4 separate regions of the Mus musculus genome follow, and regions 1, 2 and 4 are each linked to region 3. Evidence: chromatin loops called from intact Hi-C (ENCODE). Cell type or tissue: heart. All regions are shown on one strand. Region 1 holds the start of Bcorl1 (BCL6 co-repressor-like 1). Region 2 holds the start of Aifm1 (apoptosis-inducing factor, mitochondrion-associated 1). Region 3 holds the start of 9530027J09Rik (RIKEN cDNA 9530027J09 gene). Region 4 overlaps Rab33a (RAB33A, member RAS oncogene family).

Evidence for each region. Peaks named below come from ENCODE experiments on the same cell type or tissue, not always from the same donor. Only the 100,000 strongest peaks of a DNase experiment are listed, where the experiment ranks them.
Region 1: it touches region 3 in a loop (8-fold over the local background); 18 of 42 quality-filtered maps call a loop at or near these places.
Region 2: a loop joins it to region 3, with 2.0 times the contacts of the local background. A loop is called at or near these places in 2 of 42 quality-filtered maps.
Region 4: it touches region 3 in a loop (2.4-fold over the local background); 5 of 42 quality-filtered maps call a loop at or near these places.

The regions. Positions count from the first base shown.
Region 1 is chrX:48,336,433-48,344,432 of GRCm38, reverse strand. It overlaps Bcorl1 (BCL6 co-repressor-like 1), which reads right to left and starts at 3,075. Exons shown (of 15, transcript NM_178782.4): 1 at 2,950-3,075; 2 at 1,553-1,632. In heart, no CTCF peak of the experiment used is centred here; DNase peaks (open chromatin) are centred at 802, 1,472, 2,482 and 3,102; H3K4me3 peaks cover 3,945 bases; H3K27ac peaks cover 2,836 bases; H3K27me3 peaks cover 3,256 bases.
Region 2 is chrX:48,510,023-48,518,022 of GRCm38, reverse strand. It overlaps Aifm1 (apoptosis-inducing factor, mitochondrion-associated 1), which reads left to right and starts at 4,460. Exons shown (of 16, transcript NM_012019.3): 1 at 4,460-4,787. The coding sequence starts at 4,685. It also overlaps a transcript of Rab33a not described here. In heart, no CTCF peak of the experiment used is centred here; a DNase peak (open chromatin) is centred at 4,482; H3K4me3 peaks cover 2,283 bases; H3K27ac peaks cover 1,237 bases.
Region 3 is chrX:48,281,046-48,289,045 of GRCm38, reverse strand. It overlaps Utp14a (UTP14A small subunit processome component), which reads right to left. Exons shown (of 15, transcript NM_028276.1): 15 at 6,597-6,984. The coding sequence ends at 6,715. It overlaps 9530027J09Rik (RIKEN cDNA 9530027J09 gene), which reads left to right and starts at 3,620. Exons shown (of 4, transcript NR_045916.1): 1 at 3,620-3,651; 2 at 5,399-5,480. In heart, no CTCF peak of the experiment used is centred here; DNase peaks (open chromatin) are centred at 3,285, 3,745 and 4,265; H3K4me3 peaks cover 2,377 bases; H3K27ac peaks cover 1,994 bases; H3K27me3 peaks cover 2,374 bases.
Region 4 is chrX:48,528,338-48,536,337 of GRCm38, reverse strand. Rab33a (RAB33A, member RAS oncogene family) reads right to left here. Exons shown (of 2, transcript NM_011228.2): 2 at 6,098-6,689. The coding sequence ends at 6,234. Among named protein-coding and RNA genes, the nearest start is that of Rab33a, 13 kb to the right of the region's middle. In heart, CTCF peaks have their summits at 3,722 and 3,924 (motif pointing right); no DNase peak of the experiment used is centred here.

The sequences.
Region 1 (8,000 bases), 55 kb before region 3:
GGGGTAATTCCTATGGTTACCCCCCCCGCCCCAGGATCTACAGACCCCCGTTTCCATGGAGACCCCCGCCCAGCCGAGGGGAAGACTCTCTTGGATCCTGGTGAACAAGTCTCACCTGGCTAAAAGAGAAGGAGGTCGAGAAGGGGATAGGGCAGGGCAGGGATGGGGTACGAAGGTGGAAGTGGAGGGGAGCTGTCCCGAAGGGAGGGGCGAGGACAGAGAGAGCTCCCGAGAGCTCTACGTCCGGGGACACGAAGAGGACGGCGCCCCCGGGGGGCAAGCTGAGAAGCTAAGGGAAGAGGAACGGACAGGGTTGGGGAAAGGCTTAGGATAGAAAGAAGCGGGTGGGGGAATACGAAAAAGCCAGGGAGTCAAAAGGGGTGGAGGGGTTGGGGGAGAGAGAAAAAAGACGCACCTGTTCCCGGGTCGGCTCCGCAGGGAGGCTCAGGCCGCCACCCGAGCTCCCTCTCACCCTCTTTGAACCACCACCCGCCTAACACTGCCGGCATCCGATGCCCCCCTCCGCCCCTTATCGCTACCGACCTCCTTCTCCTCTCACGGCGGCGGCGGTCGGACTCTAGGAACTGAGAGGAAGAAGGGAGGGCTCAGCAAAGCGGAGGAGAGACAGAGCCACACACTGGCAGCGCCGCGGCGAGCGAAAGAGTGAGGGGGAGAGCGGTGTGTGTGTGTGTGTCTGTGTGTGTGAGCGAAGCCTGGTGGAGTGGGTGCCGGTCGCAGGGCTCGACGGGAAGTCGAGTCCAGCCTTGTTCGCGGGCGGCGCCTGCCAGCGCTGCAAGAGACTACAACTCCCAGAATGCGGCCTTGGCGAGGGGGGGGATGGGGAGGAGGAGGCGAAGGGAGGGAGCAAGCATGAGAAGGAGGGACTAAAGCTGGGAGCAAGCGGCGGCGAAGGGGGCAGAGCCAAGCAGCCCCGGTGACACTGGGAGGGGAGGGGAGAGGAGGAGGAGGAGGAGGGGATCGCAGAGAGAACCGAGCAGATTCCAGAGAGAGAGGCAGTGGTAGCTGTAGCAAGCTGGGCAAAAAGATAGACTCCCAAGAAAGGCGGAGGCACTCAATCCGCGGGGCTCCAAGAGCTCCACGCCCCCCACCCCGATGCCCCTTAGGAGGGAGGTTGAGGAAGGGAAATGATCTGGGCACTGGGGCCAGAGGCTTGGTTGTCTGCCTTCCTTCCAACATTCTCCACCTTATGCCCCAACCTGACTTTCTCAGGCCACTAGTGCCAGAACCAGTGTGCAAATCACTCTTTGAACCATCCCCAGATCTCCCCTGCCCTGGTACCACAGAGCACACGTATTCAGTCCCCTTTTCCCAGGAGCCTAAGGGAGGCTCCCCTTGCAAGCAGGGTGTGACTCTTCCATTCTTCCCGCACCCCCCCCAGTCGCCACCCTCCATCTCCTTCCCCGGAACCCTCCCCGAAGTAGGGGCTCGCCTTTCTCTCCCCGCCAGGAAAGAGTCCTGGGGGCGACTACCCACCTCTACTCTTATACTGGGCCCCAACCCACCAGCATCCCCTTAGTCGTGTCCCCCTTACCGAAGTATTAGTGGGGGCGGCCGTAGTTGGACTAGTGTCTACTTTCCCTCTGACACTAGCTGTCCTTCACCACGCTGACCCTGTGGAAACACAGAGAAGCAAAGCACATTAATGCTCCCGTATCCCACCCTCCACGTTCGAGCCCCCACAGAAATGGTTCATAGTAAAGAGGTTGGTACTGGAAGTGAGCTGAGAGTAACTCCAGTCCTCAAACCCCATTCTGGTCATGAAAATCCAGGGATCCGTCCCTTTCCTTAAAAGCCATCAAAAAAGCTTGGATCCGGGGCTTAAATTATCTAAACCCCAGGTCCACACCATGCCAAGCAACATTACCTGGCAGGAATAAGACACAAACTAGGCTGCCCCCAAGGGAGGGAAAGTGCAGCCCTCGACGCCTTCCACCCCTCCAAAGCATACCACTAGGAGATTTAGATGGCCAAGGATAAGAGGGAGACGGAAGGGGTGCTGGAAGATTGGAAGGATTGTGGTGGGGAAGGGTCCACCGACCCCGAAGAGCAGAATCCAGATGCTAAGAGGTGGAGTGGTGGGGTGCGGCATATTGCAGACGGCGTCTTCCCTCGGTTTTCCGGGAATCGCCTGGGAAGCCCGTCCAACACCGGGAGTTGCTTACCAGTCAGTCCCCTAACCCCATTTGTGCGCGGGAGGCGACCGGAGCCCAGCTGGGAAGCCCGGGCACAAACTCCGCGGAAGCTGGCCTTCGCCGCCACCGCCGCCGCCGCCGCCGCCGCCGCCGCCGCCGCTGCCGCCGCGCTGCCTCGGGCCTCCCTCCCTCCGCTTTCGGCCCCGCAGATCTACCTTCGCCCCCGGCCGAGGCCAGACCCCGCTTGCAACTCCACGCCCCTACTCCACCCCCTGCTCTCCCTCCCCTCGCCCTCTCCTCCCGGTCGGGCCCAGCCCCTAGCGCCGCCCCGCCCTAGCGCTCGGTCCAGAGCCCAGCAAGTGCCCCGAACTCGCCCCCCACCCCCACGCCCAGGCCAGCCGGGCCGGGCCTGCTCTCCCCCCTCCCGCTGCGCCCCGCCCCCCGAATCCACGTCCTACTTCGCCACCCAACTCGGCCCGGTCCCGGTTCGTCCCGCGCCCACGCCGCCAGAGTCCGCGGTTCGGTCCGGTGCACGGTCACCCACCCCGCCCTTGCCCGGGTGCCGGCCTGCCTGCCCTCGGCAGCCCGCCGGAACGCGCGGTCCCTATCTGAGTCCGGCTCGGGGTGCCGGCCTCGGTCCTGGCGGCGGTGCAGCGTCTCCACGAGGGCTCGGATCACGCAAGATCCGAACCCGCGCAGGGTGGGGGCTGCGAAAAGCAAGTTTCTTTATCCTCCCCCCCCCCGCCCCCGCCGCAGGGCCACGCCGTTCCCGCCCCCGTCACAGCGCCCCCTTCACCTGGGCAGAGCCCCCCGGCTGCTGTCGCAACTTTGCTCTTCTCCACACCGCCCGGGAAGCGGGCGAAGCGGGAGTAGGAGGGAGGTGGCGGGAGGGGGGGTGCTGGGATCAGGCCGCTGGGCTCCCGGAGGACACGTGGGGGAGGAGGGGAAGGAGGAGGAAGAAGGGGGCGGGCCTGCACTTCTCGGGGCTCCCCCCTACCAGCCCCAGGGAAGCCGGAACCTCGCTGGGCAGCCGCAGACCCCGCACTGGCCACGGGGAAGAACGGAGCCACCTTTCCCCAGCCAGTCCTCCGCTCCAGGAAGGGGGGGGGGGTGCCGCAACGCCGTTCGGGGTCGGAGAGCGATCGTTTTCGCTCCTGGTTGATGTGTAACACGCTCTCCCCGTTTTGTTGTTGGTTTTTTTTCTTTTCTTTTCTTTCTTTCTTTCTTTTCTTTTTTTTCTTTTTTTGACTCGGTCTATGTAGGAGGGCGGGGGTCTCGCCCGAGGGGAACGCCCCCGCCAGACACCCCGCCCTTCCTCCGGGCCCCCCACTTCCCCACCCTTGGCGACCTCCGCGCGTGGTTCTGGCGCTCCAGCACTGAGGCCGCGCTCAGGCGCAGTCCTAGCCCGGGCGCCGAAGTGGGACAGGTGCTAGGGCAAGAAAAAATGCCCGGTCCTCGCCGCCTCGCCTCGCCTCCCGAGTCCGCTCGGCCCACTCTTCGTGGCAACCTCCCAGGCTGCAAAAACCTTGGGTCACCCTCAGTGGATATCACTTGCTAGGGTGTGGAGGCATCTGGTTTGGCGGGGAGACCCGAGGGAGGAAGGGACGAAAGGTCTATAAAGAGGAAAGCTTGCAAGACTTTGCAGAGGGAAATCTGCCTAGAAGGACCTAGGGCTTGGTTTCTGCCTGCTTTCCCTCTGGGCTCTTGAGACACCAATCTGAGTCCCCTGACCCTTCCCCTTTACCCTAACGACCGCCTGCCAGGCCAAGGGAGTATAAATCCTTCCTGTGTTTATATCGCCGGCCATCCCTGAGACTTGAAGGGCTTATAGGCTTGTGGACCACATTCGAACTCTGCTGACTTACATTAACTCCAAGGAGAGAGGCTTTGAGGAGGGAAAGCTGCTGCTTGACATGACTTTCAGTCTTAGGTTGTTTCTTAGCAGCTCCAACCCTGATCTGATGGTGAGGACTTCCAAGGTATTGTCTCTACCCAGAGGGTATCAGGAAACATAGTCAACAGTTCCTAAAGGATTCGAAACAGGATGTGAAATAACAGGAACTTGGGAAAATAATCTCTATGTCCAGACATATTGATATTATTTAGTATATATTTATCTATGCTAAGGAAGCCAGAGAGGTCATTTGAACTAGAAGGAAACCCTGCTGAATTAATGACTTTCTCTTCTCCCTACCCCCACCCCCCATTCCCACCCCTCTAGGCCCAGAAGTTCCATCTCTGAGCTAGGGGGTGTTTTGTTTTTGTTTTCTTCTTTGTGAAGTCTTCATGGATGGCAGTTGAGACTTGCCTGCTGTTCCCCTCACCTGGTCTGAGAGATGTATATGAGAGCAGCTAAGGCTCTGGTGGTCTTGCTATTGTCTGAGATCTGCTGTTAGTACCCCAATTGCCTGTCCTCACCACCCTCACCACTAATTCGAGCAATGTATATATAGTAGGGCCACCCAATTTTCCCCCTTTGGGAATCTCTTCACTAGTTATTTTACTTGGCCACACCTGCCCTCCAGTGCACACACCCACACACCCACACCCACATTTAAAAACTGTTTTGCACCAAGCAAAAATGAGGATTCAGAAATATGTTTGAGTTCATCAACATATGAACTCAATATGCATCACTTAACAGGGAAATCACCTCCATGTGCCTTGCTCTTGCCTATCCTGCTTTAAGTTGTCTGTCTTCGCTGATTTTAATTATTCTGGTAATTACTAAATCGCCACTAATCTTAAGGCCTTACTTAGGACCTTAGGGTTACTCTGCTCCCCATTTTGAGGCTGAAATGGATGTTAAACACATCAATTTTCACTAGTCTGTCTCTTACCATTTGACTGCAAAATAAAGGTTGGGGAGAAGACGGTTGCTTGGTTGCTTCCTGGGTGAAGCTGGAGCTTTTTTGAGCCCTTTCCTGTTGGGGACCAGACTTCCTGTCCTACAGGAGATGATGGGAAATCAAGGATCAGTGTGGGGATAGCTGTGAGAAACCTTTAAAGTATGGAGATAACAATGATTATTTTATTTGAGGCTCGCACCACAACATAACCATAATAAAAATGCCTTGCCTTTGTATAGCATCAGAGTGTTTACAATGCCCTTATGTGATTCAATTTGTTTCTCACTATAGTTCTTGGTTCTGTTATTGAGGAAACTGAGTCTCTTAAGCCTCTATGGGTGGCGTGCTCAAGGTCACAGAGTGAGTTTCTGAGCCAGGAATCCCAATAGTCCCGATGCCACATTTGTAATTCTTTTCAGTATAACACAACACTTTTGTTAAATGCCAAAACAGCCGTTTTCGGGAAATTTGTCTTTCTCAATTCTCCCATGCCTAACATCTACTGACCCAGACAGGACACTCAGAGAGGGTCAGGATACTCAGAGATGTAGGTACAATATAAAGAAGAATGTTTAGGAAGAGTCTAAAAACCAGAGCCCAGCCCTACCTTGTTGATAACTAGCAGTGGTGGCTCTAGCAAACCCTAATATTCGACCAAGAAGTAGTCCCAGCCTGATGCCATGTTCTTCATTATGTGTCCCTTCCCCCATCTCTAAATTACAGAAACCAGTGTACATTGCTGTATTATCCTCACAGAGACAACCTATGGGCACCGTAAACTGCTGCACTTAAGCAGGAGTTATTATCAGCAATGACCCACCACAGGCTCCCTAGGTGTAGCACAGAGACCTAGGAACAATACTGAACTGGGCCCTGCCCTCCTGATGCTTAGCAGACAAAGCAGGGCATTAGAGGGTCCCTGGGTAATTTAGGATCCAAACCAACCTTGGACTAAATCCACAAGGATAATTATGTTAATTCTCTGCTTTGTTCTGCAATCAAAAGCCTTGTCTCTCTAGTAAAACAGCATAGCCGTATGGCAAAAAAAAAAGAATCCTACTGATTGAGATTTTTAGAATTATCAGAACGAAGCAAATCGGGAGCTTCTGGTTCTCCCTTCCTGTTGAGCACCTCAGCCAATTGAAGATGAAGTCAGGTGCAGAAAGCAGTGTCTCGGGACAGTAGAACAGTTCATTGCAAGTCACTCCGGTTGAAGGGGGACCAAGTAAGGGAAAGGGACATAAGAGGCCTTCGTGGGTGTTGATGTATCGGTGTGGTCTCCAGCATTTCACTTTCCATTCTCTTCATCCTCCTTTCTCTCCAAATTCTATGTTTTGCCCATCTTTCACATTCTCATCCAGCATTCCAGCCTGTTCCACTTTATGTTCCAGGGGCAGGTGGGATTGGGGAGGGTTTCTTGCCCTATTTGTCATTTGCAAATCTCAGGCAACTAACAAATAACAAACCCAGGTGCAAGCAGGCTTAAGGCTTGCAGATGTATTATTCCAGCAGCAGGCCAATGGCTGCAAGCTAAGTGCAAGCTCCCTGAGAGCCTGAGGATGAACCAAACCGGCCTGAGGAAGGCCGGGCCTCTGCCCTCTCAGCACCCCTAGCCTAAACAGAGAGACAGCAAGTCTGGTTAAAGTTAGCTCTGTAACCAACAACTTTCTAGATTTTGTTCTCACAGTGGGGAAAATGGGGAAGAAGGCTAAGAACATCTCTGAGGCCTTGCAGGGCAAGCAAGCAATCCAGAAACCACTCCCCATTGCCCCTAAAACAAGTTGTTGGTTCTTGGGGGGTTGTTGTTGTTGTTGTTGGTTGGTTGGTTGGTTGTTGGTTGGTTTTGTTTTGTTTTTGAGACAGAATCTCATTGTATAGGTCCTGTTTGGCCACTATGTAGGCCAGGCTGGCCTTGAATGCACAGATCTGCCTGCCTCTGCCCTCCAAATGCATTCCCCATCTTCCTTAACAAAATGAGGTGGGTTTTTGTTTTGTTTTGTTTTGTTTTGTTTTTTATTGTTGCTGTTGAAATAAAGTCTCATTAAGTTATCCTGGTTGGCCTTGAACTCCCTGTGTAGACCAGGCTGGCTTCTAACTCACAGACAATCTCCTGCCTCTGCCTCCCAAGTAGTCTGATTAAAGGCATGTGGCACCCAACTGGTTTAACATGGTTCTTAATCAAGCTAAACCTTGTAGCACAGGTTTGTAATCCCAACATTCAGGAGGTTGAAACAGGAATGCATTGCCTTAGTCTAAGATCTTGTCAGAAAAAAAAAATCCTGCTGGTCTTGGTGGCACATGCCTTTCTTTCTTTGATCTCAGAACTCAGAGGCAGAAAGAAGCAGGTGGATTTCTGAGTTCAAGGCCAGTCTGATCTACAGAGTTGACAGAACAGCTTGGGCTGCACAGAGAAACCCTGTCTCCAAATATAAACAAACAAACGAATGAACAAAATAAAAACCCACAAAACACGCCTAAAACCACATAGTGCTAAAGGTAAAAGATGGGTCATGGAGTGATGGCTCAGCAGTTAGGAGTGCATGCTAGTTTTGCAAAGGATCAAATTCAGTCTCCAACAACCACACAGGCAGTACCAGCCTTCTACAACTTCAGCTCCAGAGGATCAAACCCTGTCTTCTGATCTCCACTGGCACCAGCACCCATATGCTCAAACTCATAAATATAGATATACTTTAAAATTAAATAAATCTTAGCCAGGCATGGTGGCGCACGCCTTTAATCCCAGCACTCGAGAGGCAGAGGCAGGCAGATTTCTTTCTCTGAGTTCGAGGCCAGCCTGGTCTACAGAGTGAGTTCCAGAACAGCCGGGGCTATACAGAGAAACCTTGTCTCAAAAAACCAAAAAAAAAAAAAAAAAAAAAAAAAAAAAAAAAACCAAAAAAAAAAAAAAACCATAAAACAAAAAAAAAATTAAATAAATCTTGAGGGAAAAAAAAGAAATGATGACTAGTCTGCAAACACTAGTCATGCCTACTCC
Region 2 (8,000 bases), 230 kb before region 3:
CACAGACATATACCATTAGCATCAACATATGAGATATTGCTAATGTCATCAAAGTCAGGGGAGCCAGCAGCACACATGAGCTGCCATTTTGCATGTGAGGCTGATCTACAGGAAGCCTCAGTGTAATGAAATCCATTCCCACTAAGGAAAAATGTAAAAGTAACTTTTGTTCACCTGGTATAATTGTCATCTCAGAGACTTACAGCTTCCATCTGCTAACCTAGGCCTAGGATTGGAAGCTTCTAGACTCTGTATAATCTACTCTAGGCCCAGAATGGTTTCAACCTCTAAGGCTTACTTTTGAATAAGGCCATCCTTTCTAGCTCTTTCTGAATTCTGTCTGACTGGTTCAAGTCAGCTGTTTTGGCCCAAACTCCTCTCTAAGCTGACTGATTCAAACTGGCTTCTCTCAGCTTCTGACTGGATTGCTCTGCTTGGCCTCATACTAACTTTGGCCATCTGTTCTAATCTTCTGGCTCCATCTGCCTGCCTCTGTCTCCTGAGTGCTAGGATTAAAGATGTGGACCACCATGCCTGGACCTAAGCTTTTCTTTACCTGAAACTTACTCTGTACCAGGCTGACCTTGAACTCAGAGATCTGCTTGCCTCTGTCTCCTGGGATTAAAGATGTGTCTGTGTATTCCAGAAGATCTTTGGATGTGGTCCCTTGCTAGAGCAGCCATGTTTGGGATTAAAATTCCTCTACAGGAAAATAAAACAGCCCAGGATCTGAGTGATGTGTGTGTAAGCACATTGGAATGTGAGTGCTCAGCCAAGTTCAAGTTATTAAAAATACAGCCTTCTACTTAATCTTATTCTTGAGTTGGAGATATAGCTGTAGCCCTTTACTATACGTGTGGGTCACCCATTTCTAAAACCCTTGATTATACTAGACAACATTAAAACCATCCAGAGAAGCCGGGTGGTGGTGGTGTCTGCCTTTAATCCCAGCACTTGGGAGGCAGAGGCAGACAGATTTCTGAGTTCGAGGTCAGCCTGGTCTACAGAGTGAGTTCCAGGACAGCCAGGGCTATACAGAAAAGCCCTGTTTTGAAAAACCAAAAAAAAAAGGGGGGGGCTGGAGAGATGGCTCAGTGGTTAAGAGCACCGACTGCTCTTCTGAAGGTCCTGAGTTCAAATCCCAGCAACCACATTGTGGCTCACAACCAGCAACCACATGGTGGCTCACAACCATCCATGATGAGATCAGATGTCCTCTTCTGGTGCATCTAAAAACAGCTACAGTGTACTTAAATATATGAATAAATAAATCTAAAAAGAGAGAGAGAGAGAGAGAGAGAGATTGGATCTCACTGCGTTGTTCCATGCTGCTCCCCAAAACTGCTGGGCTCAAGGGCTGTCTTGCCTCAGACCTTCAGTGAGTTTCTAGAAATAACAAAAAGCAATATCTATAATGTCATTATAATATAAAATATATTTATTTTATTCTGGAATTGATATTTTCAATAATAATCCCCCAAAGCAGATTTAGATGAAAAATATCATTCAAAGCCAGGAGGTGGTGACACAGGTCTTCAATCCCAGCACTCAGGAGGCAGAGGCAGAGTCAGGCAGATCTCTGTGAGTTTGAGGCTAGCCTAGTCTACAGAGCAAGTTCCAGGATAGCCAGGGCTACATGGAGAGAAACCCTTTCTCAAAAAAAAAAAAATTAATCTTGAGGGCTGGAAAGATGGCTCAGTGGTTAAGAGCACTTGTTCTTGCAGATGACTAAGTTTACTTCTTGGCACCTACAACATAGCCAACTATGCCTAATTAATGTTATGAGGGCACCAACCATACACCTAGTACACAGACATAAATGCAAGCAAAACAGTCATACATATAAAATCAATCTTTAAAATGTTACTAACTGTGTTTTGAGGCTTTGGGGGTAGCTGTCATTTTTTTTAATTAGGTATTTTCCTCATTTACATTTCCAATGCTATCCCAAATGTCCCCCATACCCACCCACTCCCACTCCCCTGCCCACCCACTCCCACTTTTTGGCCCTGGGGTTCCCCTGTACTGGGGCATATAAAGTTTGCAAGTCCAATGGCCTCTCTTTCCAGTGATGGCCGACTAGGCCATCTTTTGATACATATGCAGCTAGAGTCAAGAGCTCCGGGGTACTGGTTAGTTCATAATGTTGTTCCACCTATAGGGTTGGTAGCTGTCTTTTAGCATCTGTTTCTGAGACAGGGTCTCTCTATGTAGTCCTGGCTAGCTTCCAACTCACAGAAATTCTCCTGGATCTGTCCCCCTAGTGCTGTGATTAAAGGCATGTGCTACCACATCCAGCTTGTTTTGTTGTTAGTCTTTTCTTTCTTTCTTTCTTTCTTTCTTTCTTTCTTTCTTTCTTTCTCTCTCTTTCTTTTCCTTCCTTCCTTCCTTCCTTCCTTCCTTCCTTCCTTCCTTTCTTATCGAGACAGGGTGTTTTGTAGTCCCAGCTTTCCCCTAACTCACCAAATAGCTGAGGATGACTGGATGACCTTGAACTCCTGATTGCCTTTCTCTGCCTCCCAAGTGCGGTCATTAGAGGTATATGACTCCACTCCTGGCTTCATGACTTGCGATTTTAAACACTGATCTAATCTGCTGAACAGATAATGAAACTTTGGGTGTTTTCATGCAATGAATCCTGCTTCCTGGGTTAAACTTCCTAAATTATGCTTTAGTCATTCCCTTCCACCAAGATATATATAAAAAAAAGGAATTTCATCATTTTCAAATTCATTTGACAGTTCAAGTTTGGCTGCGATGCAGTTGCATTCCTTATCACTACTTCCTAATACAGCAAGTCTTCTGTTATTGTTTCCTGAAAATAGACTGAACTTTATTTCTGATTTTTTTTTAAACTTTGGATAGGGGCTGTGTGCTGCTTCAAACTGAAAAGAGGACCTTGGAATGTTTAGCAAACATCTTGCCTCTGAGCTATACTCCCAGCCTTTCAGTGTTTTGAAGCAGTCTATGTTGCTCAGGTTGGTCTCTAATTCCTAATTTAGTTCCATGCGCTGAGAAACTGTAGGTTTTCATCCTTGTTTGTTTGTTTGTTTGTTTTGGTTTGTTTTTCGAGAGGGTTTCTCTGTGTAGCCCTGGCTGTCCTGGAACTCACTTTGTAGACTAGGCTGGCCTCGAACTCAGAATTCCACCTGCCTCTGCCTCCCGAGTGCTGGGACTAAAGGTATTGTCACCATGCCCGGCTTATAGCTTTTCATCCTTAAGTCCAACTGTCTCCAGGTCAGTTGAAGCCAACTGGGTGACTTGTCCAAGTAGCAGAGGCAGGATTAAACCTAGGTCCTTATGGAGGAGAAATATGTTTATGGAGGTCAATATGTTTAAACCCTAAAAATATTACTTTTGGCCTCAATGCATTTACCCTCTGAAATACTATTCTTTCTCTTCCACTAGTGACTCTGTCCCAAACTCCTTCCTTGCAGTGGCTCTGTGATAGGTATCATCTAAATGACAATAGATCCCATTACAGTGATCACTTTCCATGTTTTTATATCCACAGAAGCCTCTATATAGTACTGTTCCATAATAAGGGACAGGGCATCTTCACCAGGAAGCCTTGGCAGGCTTGATATGAACAAGGCTGGCCTCAAATTTCCTTGCTGTCCGTCTGTCTCTGTCTCTGCCTCTGTGTCTGGGAGTTCAGGTGTTAGGCCACTACACACAGTTTCCATAAATACTTAATCTGCAATTCAAAACTCCCACAGGAGAGCAAAATATCTACTTTCTCTCAGTTCTCACTCTGTATCTCCCACAACTTTCTAAGTCCTGCTTAGAATTTCTTTCACAGAAAATTTGTCAGGCACAAACTTTTTTGTCAGCTTTCTCTTCTCAAGCACGAAAGCCATAATAGCGCGAGACTATCCACAACACTTGATACATATGACAGTGATAACGGAGATATAACACGTGAAGTACACGTCCCACTCCATCCCGCCTCCCCCCCACCTCCGAAAAAAAAAAAAGAAACCAAAAACAAACAAACGAACAAACCGGGCTGCTCAAGAAATGGCCAGTTAGTTTTAAAACATGGATGGAATTTATTCAGGATTCAGGAAGTCGGGTGTAATGACTAAGACTGGGGGAAAGACTAGAATTGGATCACAGAAAGAGATTCAGAAAGGCTTAAATGCCGGCTAGCTAGTTGCCTAAAACGCACAAAAAAAAAAAAACAAAAAACAAAAAACAAACCAGAAAGTAAAGTTCTCAGGTCAGTTTTGGTGACCGTTTTGCTAGCAGTCCCCATTACCTACACAGCGGCTGCCCCACCCGCTGCCTCCGGGCAGGAGTGTCCCTTGTCCAGGTTTCTTAAGCGGCTCAACCTACTACAGGGCCGCTAACTCTGGGAAACTTGCAAATGCGGAGGCGGGGCCCGGGGCTTTGCAGCGCGCGTGCCGCCGGACGCATGCGCCGACCTCCTCGCTGTGGGACCAATTGCAGTGCGGTGCTGAGTCTTACGCCTGCGCAGTGGGTCTCCAGCCTCAGTGCCTTTCCCCCTGGCTCTAGTGGGCCGGTTCCTCTATCCAATGTCCACTCGGGGCTGGGAGGAGGAGCCTGCGTAGTGTGCGTGTGACGGGAGGGGGAGCGGACCCGAGCCCGTGGTATTCGACCCGTTCGACGGTGCGTGGAAGGAAAAGGAAGGAGCGGGAGCTTCCGAGGAGTGATCGCCGAAATGTTCCGGTGTGGAGGCCTGGCGGGTGCTTTCAAGCAGAAACTGGTGCCCTTGGTGCGGACGGTGTACGTCCAGAGGCCGAAACAGAGGAACCGGCTTCCAGGTGACTAGCTGACCTGTCCCAGGCAACCCCTTATCCTACTTCAAAGTCCAATGGCCTAGGTGCCATGGGCTCCCCATCCCTCGCAGAGCTCCCCTGTCCTTCAAAAAAAAAGAACTTTCTTTCACAGTCTCAAGAATCTCCAAATTGGCGGGATATAAACCCAAGAGTTTCCAAGCTGAGGAATAGGCATACTTATGCCGGCCTGACCTTCAAGAGATTTGAACCCCAGAAATCAGCATGAGGCCTTCTTCTGGGAGGCTTTGCGATTTGGGGATAACAGAACGCTTGGCTATAACAGACCATATTGCCCATCCTCTGCCACCTTGCCTTTTTTAAAGCATTGAGGTCAGATGGATGTTGTCATTTAGTGGTTGGGACACAGTCACAAGTTTCTCCTGGAACTCAGATTATCTGCTTTACCTCCCAAAACTCCACGTGAGAGCTGTACATTTGATTGTCCTACGACGTGGCAATGGTGTATCACCAGTAGAAACTGTATGTCAGATATCAAGAGAATTAGCTCAGATTGCCTTGAGATGGCCAGATAGTTGAATTCCTGGTGGTGGGCTTACACGCTTCAATGAACGTTTTTCGATCCCCCTCTATTTGTTCTCTGGGAAGTTGTCTCATCAAACTTTAGAGCTGGAAGGAATTTTGTGGTCAACACCAACCCATTCATTTTATGGATAATAAATTGAGGAACAAAGAGGTGAAATTACTTGCAGAAGGTCACATAATTAGTAGGTAGAGCTAAAGCTACTCTGCTAGTCTCTAGGCCCCTGATCCTATTGCTACACGCCAATCCTACTTCCTAAAGTTTGACCTGAAACAGTTAAGAATGAATTCGCTTCTCTTTCCACTAATTAGCCCATTGTGCTTCTGATATCCATGGGTTTATCTGAGCATGGTTTGAGTCATCATCTTTTCTACCTATACAGATTTGTGGGAATGAATGCCCCCCCTCCACAATCTCCAAGGTGTATTTTTAAATCAACATTTTAAAAAATCATCATCCTAGTGTAATTACATTTATAATATCAAATGTTACCCTGGAGTCTTTTTTGAAGTTCAGATGCCTTTTCTGTAGTTTAGGAATAAGAAGTGGAAATACTTTTTGATTGTTAGGACCTTTGCAAATGTGTTTGGATAGTTTGTCCACTTCGTACATGTCAAGAAAAAATTCTTAATGGGTGTTATCTGCTGGGTATGGTGACATATGACTTTAATCCTAGGACTCTGGAGGCAGAGGCAGCAGATCTCAGAGAATTCAAGGCCATCCTAGTGTACATAGGAATCTCTAAGTCAGTCACGGCTATATAGTTGCCCATCTCAAAAAAGTCAATGTTATCCCAGTTACCTCTTGGAACTTAAGAATTTCTGTTTTAGAAAAAAAGCCACCTCTAGTTTTCCTAAAAACCCAGTGAATATAATTCTAATTTGTGTGAGTTCTGTACTTGGAAGCACTGGTGCTCTATGTAAATTGTGGAGAAATATTTAAAAATTTAGACAACCCAAAGATACTACCCTTTCTAATATTGTGCACTTATTTTGCTAAATACATAGCTTTTTACCAGAATTCTGGTGGCTAACCAAATGTTCTCATCAATTAAATATTCATTTGATTATAACATTAGATCTGTGGAAAAATACAGGACTGAAATGCCTTTTCCCCACTGCATGGCTGCGGTTGAAGGCCTCTCCTGTAGAAAATACCAGGACTTCCTGCAATACCCATCCATCTTTTTGCACACACTTCTTTGTCCATGTACCAGCGGATGACATCACCTGCTTTAAAAATGAGTGGGGGGTAGGGAATACAGTTTCCAAAAGAAATGATGGTAATGTCATTGTAGGAATGAATGTTTTATGGCTCATTTGCCAGTTGCCTTTAATCTGATTTCAGTTTCACATAACAGCATCTGCCCTATGTTTTCACAGAGGTGGGTAAGAGACAAGGTCTATGTACCACTTTGCCCTCTTTTATCCCCTCCCCCAATGCTTTGCCAGGTTGTTAGCAGTCTTTCTTCTTTGCTTTTATTTTTCTTGTTTTAGTAAACCTTGAAGCCTGCATTAGAACGGCGTCATCTACGTTTCTCACCATTGTAAAGCTCATTTCCATCACACCTGGCTTTTTGTCTTGAAACCTCAATACCTGCTGTTCGGCTTTATTTGGATTTTCTGCCTCTTTCTAGAAATGATTAAGGGTAACTCAATCACAACTCTGTGCCTGCATCTATTACTGGGCAGCAGAAGGGGTTGATAATAAATATTTTGTGTTCTATAATATTTTATTTATTCACCAAACATTATGCTGCCTATTGTGATCAAACTGATCACTTAACTCCCTGACCTAAGGTTCAAATACTTACATTTTTCTTTCTTTGGAATCATAGTATCTTTTTTTGGAGACAGAATCTATTATGCTGCTCTGATTGTCCTGGAACTCACTGTATAGAGCAGGTTGGCCTCATGGAGGTCTGCCTGGATCTGCCTTCTCAGTGCTGGGATTAAAGGTGGTCACCAATAGCTTGTCTTGAATCTTTGCATCTTTAAAGAAGAAACTGAGCTCTTGGTGGCCTAGAATCCTAGATTGTGGGTAGTGCCAAATGGCACATTGATACTTTGAGACAAGATCTTGGTATGTATTCCAGTTGTTACAACTCACTGTGTAGCTAAGTATAATCTTGATCTCATGGTCCTTCTTCTGTCTTAGCCTCTAGAGTTCTTTTGTTGTTGTTGTTTTCTTTGTTGTTTTTTGTTTTTGTTTTTTGGTTGTTTTTTTGGTTTTTTTTTTTTTTTTTTGGGGTTTTCGAGACAGAGTTTCTCTGTATAGCCCTGGCTGTCCTGGAACTCACTCTGTAAACCAGGCTGACCTTGAACTCAGAAATCCACCTGCCTCTGCCTCCCAAGTGCTGGGATTAAAGGCGTGGGCCACCACCCCAGCTTGTTCTCATGTCCTAAGCATTCTGTACAATTTCTGACACATACTGAGTTCTTGATGAAGGGCTTCTTTTCTTTTTTTAAACTCTTTTTCTTTTTTGTTATCTAAAGCATTTTTTTCTTTTGTGTTTCTTGTAAGAATGATTCATATGGTAGTATAATTATCATTCTTTTTTATTATTAGTCAATGCCAAAGTTGTGGTTCATACCTATATTCCCAGTAGGAGGAGAGAACTGCCAAGATTTTGAGGCTAGCCTATGCTACATAGTGAG
Region 3 (8,000 bases):
GCCTTTCCCTTCTACACTCTGAGTCCTGTCAATACAGTGGGCACCACATGTCTCCATATACCGTAAGAGTAAGGTAACCAAGAACAGTCAACAGCACGATGAAGTGGGTCTGGCTGGGTAGAGAAGGGTGTCTAGGATGCCACCAAGATGGATCTCACTTTGAGGGCCAGCTTACCTCAAGTCTATTTGGTAAGTGGTAGGAGAGAGGACCCCAGAATTCAGCAACCTTGAGATAGGACACTAGATCCTTAAGTGCTAGAGTGAATTTCAGGTTAAAGGTATGACCTTCGTAAGAAGTTACAACTAGGGTGTGGGGGTGAATAAATTTTTAATTATAGCACGGGAAAGGCAGAATAAACAGGTGGATTCCTGTGAGTTTAAGGCCAGCCTGATCTACCTAGCAAGTTCCAGGCCAATCAACACTACATAATGGGACTCTTTCTGAAACAAAGGAAAGAAAGGACATTAGAACCAGGTATGTGGAGGCAGGAAGACCAAGAGCCTAAGGCTGTCCTCAGTTATATAGGGATTTTTGAGAACTGTCTGATTATACAAGATCCTAGCTCAAAAATAAACCCAAAACTCCCAGTTATTCAATGCAAACATATTAAAATTAATCAACCAAAATCAAGCCCTTAATATATATATATATATATATATATATATATATATATATATATATAGGCTGGGGACCTGGGGACAGGAGACATGAATGCCTACAAACTGTGTTCAGTTTTTCCTATTCTGAATGCTTTTTCATTTTTTAAAATGTGCTCACTGTTTGCAAGGTACCCCATGTTATCAGGAGTAGGCAACCAGGCATGGAATGCCGGTGATATGGCAAGCCGAGTGCCAACAGCTCTACTGGTATCGTCTCAGTTCAGCCTCTAAGAATCCTGTGACATGGGGTACCATCATTATGCCCATTCTACAGAATGTTTCAATGAAGCAACTCACCCAGGACATCACTGTTTTTAACTGTTTGAGGGCAGGATTCAAACTTAGGTCTTGCTGGCTCTGAGCCCCACGTGCTAAGTGCTTGAGTTGTCCACTCCACAGCCTCCAGCATGCTTTGCTGCCTTGTTCTTCGCTTACTCTATGGCTTCTCCCAATTAGTAGATTAGTCATGTGTTGACACTTCTAGTCTCAGTCTAATGGCTTGTTTATTTAACTGATGGATGCTGCTCCCCATTTGAGGCCATTAGCATTTAAACAAAACAAAACAAAACTGTTGAGCCTGGCAAAGTGACACTGTGTTTACTGTTTTTTTCCCCCAGTGTTAATTGTGAACATTTTCCAAATATGTATTTTGATGTGCTAACAGTCCCTAAAGAGAACTGCGGAACAGTTCAGTGATCTCCTGCAGCTTCAGTCCCACTCCCCTTAATCTCTTCGGTGGTGAGGGGGAGAAAAATCTTGGCTAGCATGGGGAAGGGGCTGGTGACAGTCTCCAACTGATGAATAATCAGGGGGCAGAAGAACTGGGCTGGGCCTTGGGGATAAGCCTTGCAATATCCCCTCTCTAGCTTGAAGAGGGAATTTGGTATTTCTTTCTTGGACAATAAGAACATCTGTGCCAAGGCAGAGGAGGAGGCCGGGCGATCCGAGGCATCTCTGCTGGAGTCTCTTGACACTGTCTGATTGTTACTGTTTCAGTTTCTGCTTGGATCAGTGACCGAGTCCATTTAGAGCAGGCTGGCTTGGGTGAAGACAGTGTAGGGCTGAGGAGGAACAGGGGACACAGAGCAACTAGGGAGGGGTGGGGTTTTGAGGTGGGCAGGGAGCTTTACTAGCCCGAAAGTGAGCAGGTTACAAATGAGCTGCTGCAAAGCTCAGGATGAATATACCCATAAATGGGAGGATGGAGTCTTTGCACTGTCCCCCACCCCTACCTTCCCAGCCCGCCGTAAGTGCTGCTGATGGAGTCCAGTCTGTTTGCAGGCTTCTTCAAATGACAGATTGGGGTTCAGCTCGACCTGGGGACAAGTAGATGAAGAGCTACAGGTTTGTTCCTTATATGGGACAGTTTGTTTCACAGTGAGAAAGTCCTGCCTACTTACTTTTTCTCGGTTTCCGTTGTAAACTGAAATGGATGATTTTATGTCTCCTTGCAAACCCACTCCCAGAAGTGGATAGTGCTAACACTTGTATTCAGTTGGTGACTAGAACTATATACCTGGCGCCACTAGCTCTGCTTTGGATTGCAGACGAGCTAAAGCAGCTTCCTTAGTTTCTCCCTCACTCAGGTGCAGTTCCGGAACAGTTCTGGAGACCCAGAGGCAGGCATTTGCCTCCTGCATAAGTACTTTCATCAGCTTTACACACCATTGCTTGTCCATCCCTTTGGGCACCATGCTGTGCCTGGCGCAAGCTAGTAATCCCCAACTGGTCCTGGCCCTTGCCAGTTTACAACCTTAAGTCACAAAGGCGGGCAGTTAACAAACACATCCAGTTATCTGCCAATCACAAGAGATCCATTGAGTGAGCTAGGGTGAGGAACAGGGACCTCCTTCAAAGAACTTCCAGTCTGCTGCGTAAATAAGGTTTTGGCAGAAGAGGTTCAGGGGAGAGATACCGCCAACGTCGGCATTATGGAACAGATATATTTTTTAGTTATTGGCCTGTGGCTTGGTTCTCTACTTAAGACACAACCCTCACCTGAGATGAAAGAGTTTAGTTCCAGGCCCTCCACCTGCAGACAGTTGATACAAAGCACTAGGCTGAGAAGTGCATGCCCCCTGTCTCCCTGGGTGGTCAGGGCTTATCACTTGTTTTCACTGATGGAGCCCGATGGACCATAACTAAACTACAGCCCCTGATGCTGGGAGGATTTTCGGTACAGCATCTCAACCTAGGCCCGCTGAGCGCGAGACCTCAGGTGGGAGCAGCCTACTGAATGCACAGGTTTTGGGTGAAGACTGAAGGAGGCTTTGGGTAAAGACATCCCTGGCATTCTGGTCGCAGTGTCTCCCCTGGGCGCGCCGGGCAGGCCAGAGGAGCCGCGCTCAGCAGGTCCCTATACTCTTCCGACGGGCACAAGGTCCCGGGCGGGTTCCGAGAGCCGGACTATGTAAAGGCGGCCAGGACTGGCCCAGTTTGGGTTTGTGCTCCTAGGGCTGTGGGTCCGATCGTGCGGTGCCCGCACCATTGCAAAGAAAGAGGCTTCCCCGAGGGCGGGTTGCACCGTGTCCCGGACCGGGCGACTTTGGGGCCTGGGCGAGGTAGCAAAGCAGGGCGGAGGGAGGAGTGCAAGTGTGGGGAGAACGCGCGGGAGCCCGAGCCCGCGGCCCGAAAAGGGTGGGTCTGGGATCTGCGGAGGTTGTGGCGGGAGGAGCGAACCAGGGAACGAGGGAGGTGGGCCCGGCTGGAGGGCCCCGAGCCACCGGGGATTGGCGGGGGGGGGGGGGGGGGCGGAGCGCCGAGGGTGGAGATGGGGCCGCGGGAGGGAGGGGAGCCGGCGGGGCGCGGCCAGGGGGCGGGGCGCCCGGACCTGGGGAAGATAAGAGCGTGCTCGCGGGGAGCGAGGGCGGGCGGGAGGGAGGGGCGGGGGACTTAGAGACCAAAGAGGAGACAAAAGGACCGGGTGTGTGGGAGGGGCATAGACAAGCGGGGGCTAGGGGAGGGGCGCCAGGGGACGACTCGCAGGGAGGGGTGTGTGAGTGTGTGTGTGGGGGGAATGGCGTGGGAGGGACTTAGAGTGGGACGTGAAGGGACAGCATAAGAGAGCGCGGGGGTACAGAGAAAGGGGGGGGGCAGGAGTGCTCCACCACGCTGGCCACGAAGGGGAGGGGACACCGTGAAGTGGAGGCCGCTGGGAGGAACGGCCACACACAGGGAGGGAGGTCCCGGGGATGGATGGACAGTCCGCTAGAAAGAGGGACCCGGAGGGGAAGGGTGTACAGACTCGGGGAGAAAGCCTTTCGAGAACCCAAGGGTGGAGGCTGATGGGCGTGTATCAAGCGCGGAGGGCTGGGATTGAAAGCTGCCCTTTGGGATGACCAAAAGACCAGTGGGGGCTGCAACAGACGGGACAGGGCTACTAAGGAGGGCGAAAACTGCTCAAGGGAAAGTGGAACCTAAGAGGGTTGTAGAAGGGTGGCGGGGGTGGCTTCGGGCTCGGCAGGAAGGCGCCACCACCGCCTTCTGCCCGTCCCCAATGTGCCCCGCCCCGTCCGGGGGCCCTAAGGGCAGCGGCCGGGCCATGGGGGAGCCGAGCCAGGGCGGTACCATTCGGAACGGGAGGGGGGGTTGGGGGAAGGGAGGAGCCAGGGGTCAGAACCCTGTTGGGGGCGGGAGGGGGGCGCCACACCCTGGGAAAAAGGCTTGGGCACATCCAGAGCCGACCAATCAGTAAGCAAAGCCGGGGTGGCGTCAAGGGGCAGCTTTGGCCAATAGGAAGGAAGAACACTTCGGAGGTTCGGAGGAAGAAAAGGAAAAAAAAAAAAAAAAGAGCCCCACGAAACAACAATTGAATCCGTTTGGGGGCTTGGAAAACGGGGAGTGGGCGTCGTTTATGTCATGTTCCAGCGTCTGCCCTCGCCTTCGAAGGATGGGGTGGCTTGCATCACTTTAGTGTTGTATGGCGCAAACATCGCGCAGAAGGGTCCCGAGAAAGTAGACCCGGAATTGTCCACTTATTGGTGCTTCGATTTGGGAACTGGTTTGCACAGAGATGGCAGCTTTGTGCTTAAGAGTGAAAGAATGTTGAGGTATCTTAAATGGAGGCAGGAGGAGGTAGAGGTTCCTCATTCCCCTTCACTGGCTACCGATTTAAGTGACAGCTAGCGGAGCGGATTATGGACAATCTCAAGCCAGTGCATAAGTTAAAAAATGTCCTTTGGGCATTGAACACTACTCATTATATTTATTTCCCTTGACAGCCAGTCCCAGGTACTTCCTGAGGACTATTGGTAAGAGCACACACAGTTACCACTCAGAAATTCTGGGAGAAAAAAAATTGTATGACTTTTGACTTCCAAGTTAGCCTAAGGTTCTAGTTCCTGATTCACCATGTAACATGGGACTTATCACATTCTCTGAAATCTTATCGTATGGAAATCAAGGTATTGGTAGGTAGGCAGCTGGAGGTCTAACCATTTTGGAATTCATTTGGAGAGTAGTAGCATGCCTGACAGAGGTCCAGATGGAATGGGTGGGTGGGTGGGGGGTTGTAAAGACCCAAAACCATGGTAGCAATAGGACCGGTGATCTAAAGGTCTAAAGCTGCAACCGTAGCATAGTGTGTCTCAGAGGGGTTCACACCTTCCAGCATATTCTGAGTTTGGATCTTGTGATAAGGTTCTGAGGGGTGAGTCTCCCCTAGAGAACACGAGGTGCAGCGTGGTTTAGGGCCTTGGGCATGCTAAGCACTAATGCTGCCACTGCATTACACCACCAGCCTGCCACCCATGGATACAAAAGTCCGCGTTAATGACCATATGGCTGAATCCTGCTTGAATCCCTGGTGAGGAACTGGCTGGGTGAGTTAGAAAGGAAACACGTTTACTTCTGAGATTGCATACGTGTCCCTGTAAAGTGAGGAAAAAGCCTGTCTTGTTACTATGAAGACATACAAAAAACCGATACTGCTCTTTCAGCTTTCTGTCGACATGCCTCCATGGCTCTACTTTTAGGGGTTGCTGGGGGGGGGGGGGGATCAAACCTGGGCCTTGTAGGTATATAGGCTGGTACACTTGTCATGTAAGAAAAAATCCTTTCTGGGGAGACACAAGTCTGCTCACCCCAGACAGGAAGCCCAAGAGAGACCCAAGTACAGATACCACCAAAGTTCAACTTGGTGAACCAATGAGTTTTATTGGGCTTGTGTACAGGAGCAAAATGACTGAAACCCAGCTGTATTACCAAAGCCTACCAAAGCACGGGTGGGTGACAGCTCACAATGCTGGGGACCTGGAGCACACTGCACTGCCAGAAAGCAGCTCAACATGCTGGAGAGAGTCCCTTCCAGGGGCCTTGGTGGGTCTAAACCTCTTCCAGGCAGCTGATCATCTAGCTTAAGTTAGTCTTTGCAGCTTGTCTCTCTCCATCTGTGGACTCTCAGCTTTTATCATTTGCTCTGGCTGGGGGATGGGGAGGGTGTGCTGAAGGGCTGAAATCAGTTTTAGGGAGTTCCTGAAGCTTTTCTGTGTTGTTGCCTTAATGTTTGGGGAACTTCCTGTAGGATAGAATGTTTATTTCTCAGAGGAAACCAAATTCCCCTCTGAGCTACATCTCCAAATGACACTGTGTACAGCAACCTGAACAAGCTGGAAAGCACACAGATGCAAAAAGCTAAGTTACAACTCCTCGGGGTTAGATCTCCCTTCAGCTTGGTTCTATGATCAATCAAGGGTAGGATCCAGCTGTGGTTTGTCCATGCTTCTAGATTCAGAGGTTAAACCACACAGTACTTTCTCAACCCCTGATTATAAGTTGGTATTCACACTGGATCATGATTGATGGGTGATATATGTGAAACTAGAGACTTGGGATAATTTCCTTAGTTTTCATGACCAGCTAACAAGTCTTGGTAATGAAAGGAAGTTCCCCTGAAGATTCAACAGGGAAATAGATAATACAGAAGGTAGTCGAGTTATAAAGGTAAAAAAAAATGCCTTTATTTCTCAGATATGGCTTAACTACACACACAGTGTTAAACCAGTTTTGGAATTCATCTTGCAGCATAGACCATGCAGAGGACACTCCTCAGATATTTCAACCTATAGAGCTTTTCTTCCGTTGTTTTTGATGTTTGGAGTGTTGTTTTGGATTGCTCTGCATGACAGGCACGTCAGACCTTGGGGAAGATCGGCAATCCACATCCTCTGCTGTTATGGGTTTGATAATATGGCCTGGCTTGGTAACGACCTTGGGAGCAGTCAGCTTTTGGAATGCTCTCTGGGTGTTCCATGTGGATCCTATAGGATTCTGGATGGTCCTTTCAAATTGCTGATGGTGGGTGAACGGATATGGAAGGACCCGCACCTGGCAGGGAAAGAAGAGATTCAGTGTAAGGCCTAGGGTGCAATACTCTAAAGGCAGCTTAGAGAAGGCACAGTGGCTCATGCTTGCTATCTCAGCATTTGCATGGCTGAGACATGAGGATCACAAGTTTAAGGCCAGCCTGTACCAAGTAGTTCAGTTTTATATGACAACCATAGAGGGGTAAGCTTTTTAAGAGTCCAAAACAGCCAACTGTTCTCATACAATCTTAGGAGTGTAAACTGTTCGAAGTTATTTGGTACCTATTCTCTCAAGCTTAGCAAACGGTTTTGGGACTGAAAACCCAAAAGAGCACTTCTGTCTGGCCACACCAGTTTCAAGGCTGTTAACCACTGGGTGCTTCTATACAACACTTGTGACTGCAAGAAGCCCCGGAATAGTTGTGCATCCTTATGGATTCCGATCCTTCTCTTAATGCTATCTATTTTCTCCTTTCTTCCTTCCTTTTTCTTTTTGGAGACAGAGTGTCACTATGGAGCCCTGGCTGGCCTGAACTCTAGAGATCTACTTTCCTCTACCTTTGCTTCTTGACTGCTGAGATTAAAGGCGTGTACCATCATGCTCGACTCAACTCCTTTTTATGGTTGATGTTTTAAATCTGAATCCTGCTGGGCATGGGGATGCACACCTTTAATCCCAGCACTTGGGAGGCAGAGGCAGGCCGATTTCTGATTTCGAGGCCAGCCTGGTCTACAGAGTGAGTTCCAGGACAGCCAGGGCTACACGAGAAACCCTGTCTCGAAAAACAAACAAACAAACAAAATCTGAATCCTGAATGCTTCCAGGTGCCTGTGCTCAGCTCCATCCTCTTAAGGCATTAGAGGATGCAGAGCTGGTTGCCCCAGGCAGATAATACCCCCTTAGCACTAACAGGCATCTAGAAAGGGGAAGTGATTTCTCCAAATAAAGTAAGAGTAGTGTGAGAGAATAGAACCCTTGCACTCCTGGCCCTTGTCTTGAGTTCCGTTCCAGCAGAGTACTTACCTTCTAGGAAGACT
Region 4 (8,000 bases), 250 kb before region 3:
CCCGGCCGTAGCTTTTATTTATCATCTCAGGTCTTGCAATACCATGCTGCTGAGTGGAGGACATAGTTTTGCTTGTGGGTTTGTGTGGGTTTGCTTGCTTGTTTGTTCGTTTTGGGATGGCATGGAATGAGACAAACTTTTACTATGTAGCCCTAGATGGCCTTCAATTTACTATGTACAACAGACTGTCCTTGAATACCCAGAAATATAAATATATATAGAGAGAGAATCCTGTCTCATTTAGAAGAAAACCTCTTACATTTAGAAGAAAAGATTTTTTGTAGAGCTTGGCATTGACCCCAAGGCCTTACATATGCTAAGCATACACTATCAGTTACTTACAACCCTAGTCTTTTTTTTTAGCAGAGGTTTGGCCTCAAACTTTTGCTGTAGTTGTTGTTTTCTTGTTTGGGTTTGTTGTTGGTGATAGTGGTGGTTGGTGGTAGTTTGTTTGTTGATACAGGGTTTCTCTTTGTAGCCTGGCTGTCCTGGAACTCAGTCTGTAAACCAGAGTGGCCTTGAACTCACAGAGATCCACCTGCCTCTGCTTCCAGAGTGCTAGGATTTCAAGGTGTGTGCCACCACTGCCTGGCTTGGCAAAGTCTTCATCCTGCAGCCTCAACCACGCAAGTGTTGGGATTATAGGCACGTGACACAATGCCTGGGGATCCATTAACAGAAGGATTTTGCCTGAGCTGGTGAACACTTGTAATCTCAGCACGATGGGGGCAGAGGCAGGATAATTTGAGGCTACTCTGTGCTATATTTCGAATCCCTACTCCAAAATTTTTTATTAGTTATTACCAGGAATTCACTTTCAGAAATCTTGGCTATTTACTCAATGTTTTTTTAAAAATGATTTATTTATTATTATATGTAAGTATACTGTAGCTGTCACTGTAGCTGTCTTCAGACACACCAGAAGAGGGCATCAGATCTCATTGCAGGTGGTTGTGAGGCACCATGTGGTTGCTGGGATTTGAACTCAGGACCTTCAGAGAAACAGTCAGTGTTCTCTGAGCCATTTCTCCAGACCCCTTCTCAATGCTTTTAATTTTTGAAAATATGTTATATCAATCGTAAAAATGTCCTTGTTTTGAAATAATTAAAAAGTATGTCCGGGGTTGTTCTTTACCCATGATCTCCATTTCCTTCTGTTCCATAGTTTTCCATCATAATCTATCTGATTCGATGAACTATAGCATAGTCTAGTGGGAAGGGGCTTTTATTTAATTTTATTACATTTATTTAGTCATTTATTATGAGTTTATGTGTATGAGTGTGCACATGCACATAAGTTCATGAAAGAGACTTTAGGAAGTCTCTTCTCCTACCATGTGAGTTCTTCGAATCAAACTCAAGCTTGGCAATGGGCACCTTTGTTGGCTGAGCCATCTCACCAGCCCTGGAATGAGATATTACTATTAAGCAAGCCTTCAGAGCCTCTGACCATAATTGTCAGTAAATGAGTAGGCTATTTAAACAGTTGCCTCTCTATTGATTGGATCAAAATGCCCTAGAGACAATATGAAATATTTTTATTAACTAAGTTATTTATTCACTTTACATCCGGGATGCAGGTTTCCCTTCATCCTCTCCTCCCAGCCCCGCCCTCTCACCTCACCTCCCTCCCTGGAAATAGTTTGCAAAATTGATTCAGGGTCAGGTAGTGGTGGTGGCACAGGTCTTTAATCCCAGCACTGGGGAGGAAGAGGCAGGCAGATCTCTAGGAATGTGCGGCCAGCCTGGTGTATAGAACATAGCAAGCTCCAGGTCAGCCAAGGCTACATTAGAGACACCTCTCAAGTGTAACAGCACACAACAATATGTGGAAAATACAATATACAAATATCTATCCAAAAATTACATTTCACTTAAGTTATCTTCCTTGAATCTTCCAGAATTCCTGAACAAAAGATTTCCAACCCTATTTTATAGATGAAGACACCAGGTTAACATCTTTCTGGAAGTAATGTTATCAGGAAGTACTGACATTTGAATGATAAGTCATTTTCCTTGCCTTGTTTTAGTAAAATTAGATCATTTTCTTCCTACTACTAAAGGTTTTTGGAGGTTGGGGGGCAGAGAGGTTGGGTTTTTTGGTTTTGATTGATTTTTTTTGTGTGTGTGTGGTGGTGCTGGAAATGGAACTCAGGTCTTCATGCATACCAGGCAAGTGTGCGACCGCTACCGCTACCGCTGAGCTACTCCCCAAATGAAGGGGTAGTGCATGCCTGCCATCCCAGTGTTCAAGAGACTGAGGCCGAGGAATTGAGAGTCTCAGCCTAAGCTGTCACATATTGAGCTCCTGGAAATCCTGAGCTACAGAGCGACTCACTGATTCAAAAAGGAAATAGCAATTGTCTAAAGCTGTCATTAATTCAGTGGGAAACATAAAGGCAGCAAACGAGAGTTAATCCTAACCAAGTGCCATGGCTAAATAAACCAGACTGGTCAACTGATTACTTCAAGGCAAAAGGACATGTAACTTCGGGCAGGACCATTTGGCCTGCATTTTCGACATACAGCAAGTCATAATGGTTCTTTCAGGAGAGATGGCCCGCACATACCAAAGCTGGGAAAGGGCCTTGGTCACAAAAGACTGGTCATTAAGGCTACAGTAACCTTGAATAAACAAACTCTTTGATGTAACCCTTATCTTCCAATACATTGCCACCACTTATCTCTGTAAGGACCTTAGAATTTCCGACCCTGGTCTGGAGAGATGGCTCAGAGGTACTTACATATAATAATAAATAAATCTTTAAAAAAAGAATTTCTGACCCTAGCCCAGATCACAAACTATCATGTTATTACTTTACAAATCTATTGTCCTTGACCTAAAAAGTATGAGTGCATCATGCTTTGCTCATTTCTTCAGAATCCAGTGCTGTGAAAATTTCTGTGTATATGTAAAATAAATTGAAAAAAAATCAATGATCTTGACAAGATCTTGACAAGAACTGATCTTGTCAATCCATTCTTGTATGAATTGGGGTCATTGATCTTGCCAAGGAACCCACATACAAACTAAGAAGAATAGAGCTAACCTCTTTGTCGAATAGTCTGACTCCATTCAGTGAGGTCCCTGGAAGGATATGCAGGACAATATCGGAGGTAGCTCCCCTTTATTTGGTTTTCTGTTTTTATTTTTATTTTTGTTTTATTTTATTTTTTTGTTTTATTTTTGGTTTTTCAGGACAAGTTTTTTCTGTGTAGCCCTGGCTGTCTCAGAACTCACTCTGTTGGCTGTTTGCCTCTGCCTCTGCCTTTATCTCCTGAATGCTGGGATCAAAGGTCTGTGCCACCACTGCCTGGCACCACTTTATTTGAAGTATCTTGATTTCCATGAGGGGTTGGTGGGTAGGCTCAAGGCAGCCAGGTTTCTTACCCATAAGTCTACCTAAAGCCTCTTCTAGACATCTAAGATGAAATACTTACTGGGGAAGAAATAAGTACAAACCAAAGGATGAAAGCCACTCATAAAATTCATTTCTTGTTCTGGTTCAGCCGCATCATAGCCCGTGGAAAGGCTGAGTTCCAGAGTGAGACACTAATTCAAAGGCAATCAATATGCCCCCAAAGCAACAGGACGAGTTACTTTTCCTGGCTTCAGCGTCTGCCCACTGCACAGGTGAAATGGGCTCGTTTCTCCCTGTTTGTCCACGCTGCTGCTGTGCCGTGATTCTTAGCAGAGCAGATTCACAGGCTTCCCTGGGGAGAGTGAAGCCCGAGCGATTTGACAGGGAGTAATCCCAGGACACCTCAGGCCATTTCCTTTTGTAAGGATATCCTAGCTTCTGCTGTTTGAGTGCCTGAGTTGGGACTAGGATTTCTTCTTGCTGCTTTGTGCAAACATTCAGGAACTTAGAGAACCACTTTGCTGCATTCACTAACTTCACCAGCAGGGGGCGTGGGATAGCCATGCAATCCTCCCCCTAGAGCCAATTTTGTCTCTTGCATCTAGAGTGGCTCTCAGTGTGGAAGTGTTTATACTCAGGATTAGTCTTCCCAAGTCTCTTGAAGTTAAGAGGCTCTTACCTACTAGTTTCAGGCAAACAGCCCAAGGACAATGAGCGTGACCAAAATAGTTTCATTTTTCTTGCTCAAGGCCTGAAAGGATCCACTTCACCCAGTTGAGTTCCCTGGAAACTCGAAGTGTCCCCTATTGTTCACACAGATGGCTTTCATGTTGTGGCTCTAGAAAGATAGCTTTTGCCTTTAGAGCTTGCCAGACAGCTTAGAGAAAGCGACACACAGAGAGGCATGGGGGCACCACAGGATCATCTGTGAACACTTTAAGAATTCAAATCCCTGAGCCCCACTTTAGAGCTTCTAGATAGACTGGGTTGGAATTCTGTACTGTAACTAATTGAGGTTAGCTTGAACCAGCATTTGAGAACCACTAATTCAAGAGACTCGCCAATGAGCTATTTCATCGATCCTAACAGCCCTGCACTGCCCTTAGGGACATAGGTAGCTAAAGGACTTGGATTAACCCAGGGGGGTTCGTTGTGTGAATCATTCTGAGTTCCTTGAGAAACTGGCCTTCCCCAAAGGAGCAAATACCCTACTTTTACTTAACATGCAAATAAATGGGCTGGAGAGATGGCTCAGTGGGTAAAGGTGCTTGCTCCCAAGTCTGATGATGTGACTTTCAATTCGTGGTGGCAGGAGACAATCAACTCCTGCAGGCCATCCTGTGACTTCCACACATATTCTGGCATGCTTTGTCACTCCCCACACATAAATAAATAAATAAATAAATAAATAAATAAATAAATAAATAAATAAAATGAAAACAAGTTAAATACAGTTTTTTTTCTAGCACCAGTCACTGGTGTTGAGTGTACAGTGTTCTGTATTCTTACAACATAACCCTATACTCACTGTTGTCTGATTCTTTTTTTTTTTTTTTTTTTTTTTTTTTGACACAAGGTTCCTAGGCTGCCCTGGAACTTGCTCTGTAAAGTAGGCTGGCCTTGAAGTCACAGAATTCTGCCTGCTTCTGCCTCCTGAGTGCTGGAATTAAAGGTGTACTCATCACTGCCCAGCTTAATTCTATTATTTCTTAAAGATTTATTTTATGTGTGTGAATGTTTTGTATGTACGTGCACCACATGTCAGAGGAGATCAGAACTGGGCATGCATTCCTTGAAAATGGACTCACAGACAGTTGTAAGCCATGATGTAGATGCTGGGAATTGAACCTGAGTCCTCAGCAAGAACAGCAAGGGCTTTTCATCACTGTACCATCTCACCAGCCCCCGTTGTTGAAGTCTTGTTTGTAAGTAGTTGCATTATTCTGTAACTGGGTCACGGGGCCTTTGGACAGGATGTGTCTTCCTGTAACACATATTCCATGGCATTCTTTGCATAACATGTATTATTATTAGACCAACAGGGGATAAACATCAACTTCTCATGATGAAATTGGTGGGGGGGCTGGTGAGATGGCTCAGTGGGTAAGAGCACCCGACTGCTCTTCCGAAAGTCCGAAGTTCAAATCCCAGCAACCACATGGTGGCTTACAACCATCCGTAATGAGATCTGACTCCCTCTTCTGGAGTATCTGAGGATAGCTACAGTGTACTTACATGTAATAAATAAATAAATCTTTAAAAAAAAAAAAGAAATTGGTGGGGAATGGGATTTTTGTGAAAGAACTGGGAATGTGAAGCTGCTTCTTTTTATACTTTAGAAAAGGAAGCAAGACATCCAAGCCACACACCTCGGAAAAACGGGAAATGTTAAATCCACATCTCATCTCACAACTTCAGGGTGATGCACGCCTTTAATCCTAGCACTTGGGGGGGCAGAGGCAGGAGGATCTCTGAGTTGGAGGCCAGCCTGGTCTATAGAGTGAGTTCCAGGACAGCCAGGACTAGGCTGAGAAATCCTGTCTGGGGGGGGGGAGAGACAACAAACAAACAAACATGCAAACAGACAAACAAAAGACATTTGACTGTCAAAACCCTCCTCTGTGGGTGGGGATGTAGCTCAGTGATGTAGCTTTTTATTATCAAGATGCGAGGCCCTGGCTTCTAGTGTCAGCACTCCAAAAAAAAGTCTCCTGGAAGAAAGCAAGACACAAAGCCACGTGATAATCTATACAAATTTTATTTTGATATTAGTTTGTATGGAAACAAGCAGGTGTAGGTATTATGCAGGCACAGAAAAAAGGGAAAGGAAAAACTCCAGTGGTAATTCTCGAATATTGACACCATTTGGCTTCAACAAGGACAGGAGGCTTTACCGTTAGCCTCTTGTGAGAACTCCAGTTTCTGCACCTTGCCTTGCTGCCTCTCGGCATCACGGTACAAGAGGGATTTCTGGGCCTTAAGTCGGCAAGCCAGGCACATGAAGATCGACTCCACATTCTGGCTTTCTTTGGGGTCCTTGGCTGATGTCTCAAACAAGAGCATGTTATGAGCGTCAGCAAATTTCAGGGCTAAGTTGGAGGGTACCTGGATCTGTTCCCTCAAGTCACACTTGTTACCCACAAGCACCTTGGGGACGAGTGGGGGCACAGCATGCCCGTTGCATTCCTGGATCCACATTTTTAAGTTGGTGAAGGAGGTCATCTTGGTGACGTCATAGACAAAGACCACGGCATGCACGTTGCGGTAGTAATGCTCAACCATGCTTTTACGGAAGCGTTCTTGGCCTGCCGTGTCCCACACCTGAACCTGCAACAAAAGCCCATATGTAAAATCAGAAAAGGAAACAAGAGAAAAAGCATCGTCGGAGCTGGCCAGTGGTGGCACATCCTAGCAGCGGAGAGGCAGAGATGGATGAATCTCTGGGAGTTCAAGGCCAGCCTGGTCTACTGAGTTCCAGAACAGCCAGGGCTCTCACACAGAGGAAACCTTGTCTCAAAAACAAACAAACAAAAAAACTCAAACAAATGCATATTCTTTAAAACATTAGAAAAGGTGGTTACAAGGCCTGATATAGCAAGTACTTCTCGATATCTTAGCAATATAGACCCCAGAGTGTAGTTTTATAGTTTGCTAAGTGTTTTTTTTTCTTTCTGGATGAAAATACTGAGTGAAAAGTTTAAGGGTTGTAGTATAAAAATAGTACACAAGAGCTGGAGAGATGACTCGGTAGTTAATAGCACTTGTTGAAGAGGTTCCCAAGTTTGATTCCCAGCACCCATAAGGTAACTAATTCATAACTGCCTGTACCTACAGTCCCAAGGGATTGGATGCCCTCTTCTGACCTTGGCTAGCCCGGGGCATGCACATAGTGCACTTCACATATATGCAAGCAAAACATTCATACACATAAAACAATCCTTTAAAAATCATTTAAAAATATACCCATGTGGGTCAAATTTCCTGGAGGGCAATATGATAATTTTATCAATAATCTTTAAAACGTCCACGACTCTTAAGACTTATAATCCTGCTTTCAGGAATCTATACAAAAGGCATTGAAAAGATGCTCTCAAATTTTGTGAAAATATCTTCATCACGGCGTTACTGCTCCTGAAGGAAACAATGTTCACTGGGAGAGGAATAGCATACGGGCGTGTGTGCACACACACACACACACACACACACACACACACACACACACACAGAGGAATGCTTGCCCCAGTTCACACCTGCAACTACAGCAATTCCTGTAATCCGTAAGAGCTAGGCAAAAAGATTGCTGAGAGTTCAAGACCAGCCTGGGCTACATGACAAAACCCTGTCTTAAAAGACCAGAGAGACAAAGTGAGAAAGAGAAAACAGATAAAAGAACATTTCAGGGCTGGTGTACTCAAATTTTAACCAATCCCAAATCTGTTTCATATGACATAGTCTCAATTTTCAAAAACATATAACATAAATATATTTGTAGAAAAGTCTAGAATTATATATATCAGAATGGTAATAGCTATTCGAATACAGGAAATATTTGTTTTCTTTGCTGCTATTGTTTTGAGACAGGGCCTTAATGTGTATATAGTTCAAACTGGCTTCCAACTTGCTATATAGTTCAAGTTA